Linked DNA regions of Mus musculus: region 1 is linked to region 2. A link is a loop called in an ENCODE intact Hi-C map of the cell type or tissue named here. Cell type or tissue: heart. All regions are shown on one strand. Each heading gives the region's core, and the rest is flanking DNA. Links, peaks and the distances in the headings are about the cores only. Region 1 overlaps Vipr1 (vasoactive intestinal peptide receptor 1). Region 2 overlaps Ulk4 (unc-51-like kinase 4).

Region 1 (2,907 bases), core at 163-2,662, 420 kb before region 2:
GCTGACATGAGCCTTTAGCCCTGGGGCTGTCCCGTCTAGTTGGCATCACCCTGGTCCTTTGTGGAAACACAAATGACCAGCCTGTATGCTCCAATGCTTGCACCACAGTGGCATCCGGGAAGTCAGGGATACTGAGACTCCTGGGCTGTGACAAGGGCTAGGGTGTGACACTATTGAGGCAGTTCTGAGGGGGGCAGCATCTAAGCGGGTAAACAAAACAGCAGCTCAGGACTCAAGGTAAATAATATTTTAATGCAGTATTTTAAAATATCAAAATTAATGCAAAAATACAGGATAAACAATATGTCAAGACGGAATCAGGACTGCTAACTGGATCGACTCTTTTTGTGTTTCCAGGTAGGGCACAGCCAAATGACCCCATCTTTGACAAGATATAGAATATCTGAGGCACGACCAGGGGTTCTGGAAAGCTGGGTTCAGCATCTGCCTCTACAATGACTTTTCCTTCTCTATTTTCTGGTTATCCCATTTGCCTTGTGTGGAGGCTGGGGCATTGCCAAGATGGCCTCCTGACGCATCCCTCTGGCCTGCTGCGGTTGCTCTGTCCTTTTCCTGGGAGGCCAAGTCTTTGGGGCCATAGACTCCCGAAGCTATTAATATCTTGGCCATCCCTGCCTAGAGCAGGGTGTTTAATGACTGCCAGCTGTGGTCCCGCCCCTTCCCCTTCCCCCAGAGAGATAAGAGCTGTTCTTGTTCCCACATGGGGGTAGGGAAGCTGGCCACTGCTCATTAAAACAGACCCTGTGTGGCAGCTAGGATGGAGGGGCTGAGTCAGTCTCCTCTCCAGACTGTGCCCAGCACACCCCATGGGGTGCCTGGGGACTTGCCCGGACACTCACTGTTCCTTCCAAAGGGACTGCTTTGGTCTTCCTGCCCTCTGTCCCTTTAGGTTGTAATTTCTAACCGCCTTAGAGGGGCTCTTCTCAGATACCCTGCAGACACAACATTCAGCACCTGGTCCCAAACCAGGCCATTGTCTCACCTCCTCTCTTTCCTGTGGATGGCCTGGCACCCTTTCCAGACCTGGGTCCTTCTCTGTGTTAACTAACCACTCCCCATCTCTCAGCCTCATCGGAAGGATAGACCTTCTCTTTGTCTCTACTGGCAAGTGCCCCCCAAACTTGGGTGTCCCTGACACCCAACACATTCCCTTGGGATTCTAGGACCACTCCCAGCCCTCAAACACCTCAGTGCTGTTCTGCTAGCCGGTAATCCAGTCTCTTCCGACAGGCTGTGTCCTGAGTGGGAGGACTGCCTGTGAACAAGCCTTTCCCACAGAACGAACCTTCTCTGGACTCAGATTTACGGATCCCTGTCCATACCCGCTTCAGCTAACTAGCCTTTGTCCTTGGAGATTGTGGGTAGGGTTCAGTTTTAAGGAGCCACCAGGGGCTGGGTTCCATCAGGTCCTTTTGGGTCAAGGCAAGACTCACAAGGGGCCAGTGGTTTGGCCTGAGGGCGAGGTGTGGGGCAAGCCTTACGTATGGTCCACACACCACTCTTGGGAGCTCAGTAATGGAGCCATGCTTTCGTTGTTGGTTGTCTCCCAGGGTGAGACCTACTTGACAATAGGAAGCCCTAAGGTGGCCAAAGTTGGTCAAGTCTTTGAAGTGCCCACTAGATGGCGATAGAGATGAGTTCGCCTGCCAAAAGGTCCTGGGTGTCCTGGAAGTCCCAGGGCTGTCACTAACCTAGGATGCCAGCACAAGTTTTCTTAGCTCCTCACCCAAGCCTCCCAAGTCTCTCTTTATTCCGAAATGCCCTCCAATTAGCCTCTCACCTCCTAACTCTGCTCGTCCTCTCTTGAACACACTTTGAGTTTTACTCACTTTGTCCTCTTGGCTGGTAACTGCTGCTCTCCCAGGGCCCTGCGCCTTACGCTGGTGCCACAACACAGCACTGCTGGGGAAATCTTGGTCCCATTCATTTAGGCAGGGGGTTGGTACTGGGTGCAGCAGCCTTTGAATGGGGTATGGCAGGCAGGTTTGAACCTCTGCTAGCCCATGCTGGCTTCTTTACACCAGCCTGACACCCACAAGTTTACACAAGTGTGTTTGCACAAACCCTTGGGAGCTAGCTGTCTCTCACTGACCAACCAATGTCACCTGCTTTGCCCCACTGCTCTGTCTACTCCTTTCCATTAGCCAGACTGGCCTCTTCTCACTTGTGCTGGGGAATCTCCATTATTGAGCCCTCTTGGTTGGCTCCTAGGCAGCAGCGACCTGGTTGCTGCATTTCCTGTTTGCTGTGTTTTCAGGAATGATGTCGAACCCTTGCTGGCTGTGACAGCTCTGTTGGCTGTTTTGATTTGGTCTGAGGCAGAATCTGTCTCCTCCCAGATGGGTTTAGGGGAGGGAGGGTCACAACGGACCCCTGTCACAACCTCTTCACATTTACATGTGAATCAAAGGCTCTTGTGTGGGGCTCCTGCCCAAAGCCAGAAGGGTCATCTCTCACTAGAGCAGAGGTGACACAGCTGCTTAGAAGAAGCAGGAGACCCACAGTGGCTAGGGGAACCAAGCCTGCTAGAGCCAATGTTTATTGTCATACAAGCCTGGTGCAGCTCTGAGAAGAGCCCGCTGACACCAGTTTGGATTAGAAGCCATTATCGCTATAAAGATGGAGGGAGGCATAAGATGCCTTGCCCCCTCCCCAGGCTTTTATGTCAGACATAATCACTCTCCACAGGAACTGGAGACTGAGGGTGGCAATAGCATCTATGGTAATGCGACCCCCAGAGAATCCAGCAGACCACAATATGTAAAAAAGGTAGTCTTTAGCAACAGGAAAGGATACCTGCTCTCACAGGACTCAGTATCACTACCAGTGATATCAGGGTGGCCCAGGATCAAGGGGCCTGTGTGCTCATGCCTCTGACCCTTGCAG
Region 2 (2,907 bases), core at 209-2,708:
GCTCGGTTCTTACCACTTCTTCTTCTTCTTCTATTTATTTTTTTATTTTATGCATATGAGTACAATGTAGTTCTCCTCAGACACATCAGAAGAGGGCATTGGATCCCATTACAGATGGTTGTGAGCCACCATGTGGTTGCTGGGAACTGAACTCAGGACCTTTGGAAGAGCAGTCAGTGCTCTTAACCCCTGAGCCATCTCTCCAGCCCCCAGTTCTTACTTCTTATTTATGTTTATTTTGCTGGCACACTGGCTGAGGTTCCATGTCTGTCAGTGGTCACCTCCCTGGAGGGAGTCTCACTTACCCCAGCTGTGTAAGTTTCCCTGCTAATTCACCGATTGCTTTGGATGTTGTTCTGAATAAAACTTACATTTTGATGTTTTTCTTTTTTAAATTCTAGTTCCAGTTGCTAATCCAGCACCTGCGGATAGCTCCTAACTGGGATATGTAAGTAACCTTCGTATTTTAAAGCACATTCTTTGTGATTTTGTAGTTATTGCCAGATACCTCATCATAAGCACAGTCCTAAGTCATCCGAAGTGAGCCTGCGGTAACCATGAGACACTCGCAGCCACTGCCTGTTGTCCCAATGTGGAAGGCTGTCCCTTCTCTGGGTGTCTATTGTGAGATCGGCCCACCTTTGGGTTTTTCATCTTGTGCCTGCCTCCGACACCTCTGTCTTCCTCCGGTGGCAGGAGTTTCCCCACGGTATTATGGAAACTGATGGGACAATCATGCACGGTGCTCATGTATGGGAGCTGCAGGCTCTAGGCTCCTCTTGCTGGGGCTTGATCACATGATGGAACTGTTTTCTGGGAGGAGTCTATGTGGGATGCAGAAGTGTAGAGTTGGGATCCCAGGTCAGCCCTACCTCACCCGCAGGGAAATCACGTTCACTGAGCCTCAGTGCTCGCATCTGTAGAATGGGGCTGTGTCCTCACCTACTCAGTAGATCCTTGGCAGACTGTGGGGCCAGAAGAGAGGTCTGGTGCACCATGGTGGGGGGGAGGGGGGAGGGGAGGTGGGGGAGGGATTATCTGTGTCATCTTGGAGACTCAGGATGGAATGCTGAGGTTGACAGAGGTGTGACAGCAGTTTCTCCTCATGGTGAAATACGAGGGCATCCGTGGAGTTTTCGAAAGGCTTTGGAAGGAAGTTTTTCTTGTATCTCAGTGCTGTTCTTGCAGCAGACAGAACTGGGCTGCTGTTTGTCAGATGTCATTTCCTGGTCTGCAGCGCCCCCTGCTGACTTGAAAGTGCTTCTATTCCTTTCTATTTTTTTTTTTTGTCTGCAGGATTTTAATGCTCAGTTTTCACAAACACAATTATCTATCTAATTTTATGACTTACAGTAAAATGTGCTAGCCTCTAAAATGTGTATTATTTAACTGTCTTTTATACTCCTTTTCAATCTTTTAAAATTGATCACTGGGAGTTTTTACACAAGTAACACTCTAATGTATTTACTTGAATTGCATGTCCTAAGAACAAATGAAATCCATGATATTTGGATAATGAATGAAAATCTCAACCAAAATACTTTTCACTGGAGAACAAGGGATCTGCACCAAACACGTGAACTTTGTAGACTTCAGTGTAGGACAGTGTAACAAGGGTATTTGCCCGTATTCCCCAGCCAATCAGCTTCGAAGCTAGCTGTTAAATCATTTTAAACTGAGAGTTATCTGTCATGTTGCTGGCTCATGCTACACCATCTTCAGCCAGGTTCTGAGCACTTGCAAGTTTCTGACTCATGGGTGGAAGTTTGGTCAGAAGCGTCTGGAACGCTGGTCCATGCCTGCAGCGGCTGCTGAGACTGTGTGCACACGGCGATTGCGCTTGTCAGGTGGTCTGCACCCTTCTCGTAGTCACCTTGCGGTAGTAACTCTTCACCAAGCTGTGTCTCTTCAGGGAAGAGTTCTGGACAGCGTCAGCATCTTTTAAGTCAGGGAACTGGGAAAGACCGGCTCTCCTTAGCAAGCTTGTTCTTCCTCGTTCTTGAAGCCTGTTCTTAAAGTTGGGGCCACTCTGGCTTTTGTGGTGGAAGTAGATGCATGAAGACAGCAACATGCCTGTGGTCATGGTGCTGTTCTGGTCTGCCCTCTTCACTCGGCTGGGGCGTGTGCCAGGGCACAGAGTGCCAGGCAGTGGTTAGCGCCAAGACTGACCACAGCACTCAGGCCACTTGGGTTTTTTCTAGCACTGTTTAAAACCCCTTTACTATTTAAATTGAATTAAATTTGCAAAAAAAAGAGTTTTTGTTTTTAATCAGTTAAAAACATTTTACTGAGGTAGTGTCTTACTGTATAGCCCAGGCTGGCTTGGACCTCCTGGCCTTATGCCTTCCTGAGTGTTGGAGTTAGAGGTGTACACCACCCTGCCCACCGCTCTCCGATACTTGTTGTTTTCTTTCAAATGCTGCTTTTAGGTCTTAACGTTTTCCTGTCTCCATTTTCCAAGTTTGCTCTACGTATAGGAAACCAAATTTAGTAAGGCATCGCATGATCTTATGTGTCTTAGTAGGACAGGCATGAGTTTATGTGTCTTGGTAAGGCATGGCATGATCTTATGTGTCTTGGTAAGGCATGGCATGATCTTATGTGTCTTGGTAAGGCATGGCATGATCTTATGTGTCTTAGTAAGACAGGCATGAGTTTATGTGTCTTGGTAAGGCATGGCATGATCTTATGTGTCTTGGTAAGGCATGGCATGATCTTATGTGTCTTAGTAAGACAGGCATGAGTTTATGTGTCTTGGTAAGGCATGACATCATCATATGTGTCTTTTCTCCCCACAACACATGTGATTTTAATATTATTGACAACTCAAGGCCATTTCCCACACTCCCATCTCTGCCTGCCAAGCACTTGGGGTGCAGGTGCACACATCACCACATCTGGCTTTTA

What was found. Peaks named below come from ENCODE experiments on the same cell type or tissue, not always from the same donor. Only the 100,000 strongest peaks of a DNase experiment are listed, where the experiment ranks them.
Region 1: a loop joins it to region 2, with 5 times the contacts of the local background. A loop is called at or near these places in 9 of 42 quality-filtered maps.

Annotation. Positions count from the first base shown.
Region 1 is chr9:121,670,273-121,673,179 of GRCm38, reverse strand. Vipr1 (vasoactive intestinal peptide receptor 1) reads right to left here. Exons shown (of 13, transcript NM_011703.4): 13 at 226-2,907. Among named protein-coding and RNA genes, the nearest start is that of Vipr1, 29 kb to the right of the region's middle. In heart, for the core only: CTCF peaks have their summits at 1,432 and 1,637 (motif pointing right); DNase peaks (open chromatin) are centred at 659 and 1,609; H3K27ac peaks cover 975 bases; H3K27me3 peaks cover 892 bases.
Region 2 is chr9:121,246,466-121,249,372 of GRCm38, reverse strand. Ulk4 (unc-51-like kinase 4) reads left to right here. Exons shown (of 37, transcript NM_177589.3): 16 at 402-448. Among named protein-coding and RNA genes, the nearest start is that of Gm34735, 22 kb to the left of the region's middle. In heart, for the core only: a CTCF peak has its summit at 1,245 (motif pointing left); a DNase peak (open chromatin) is centred at 1,212.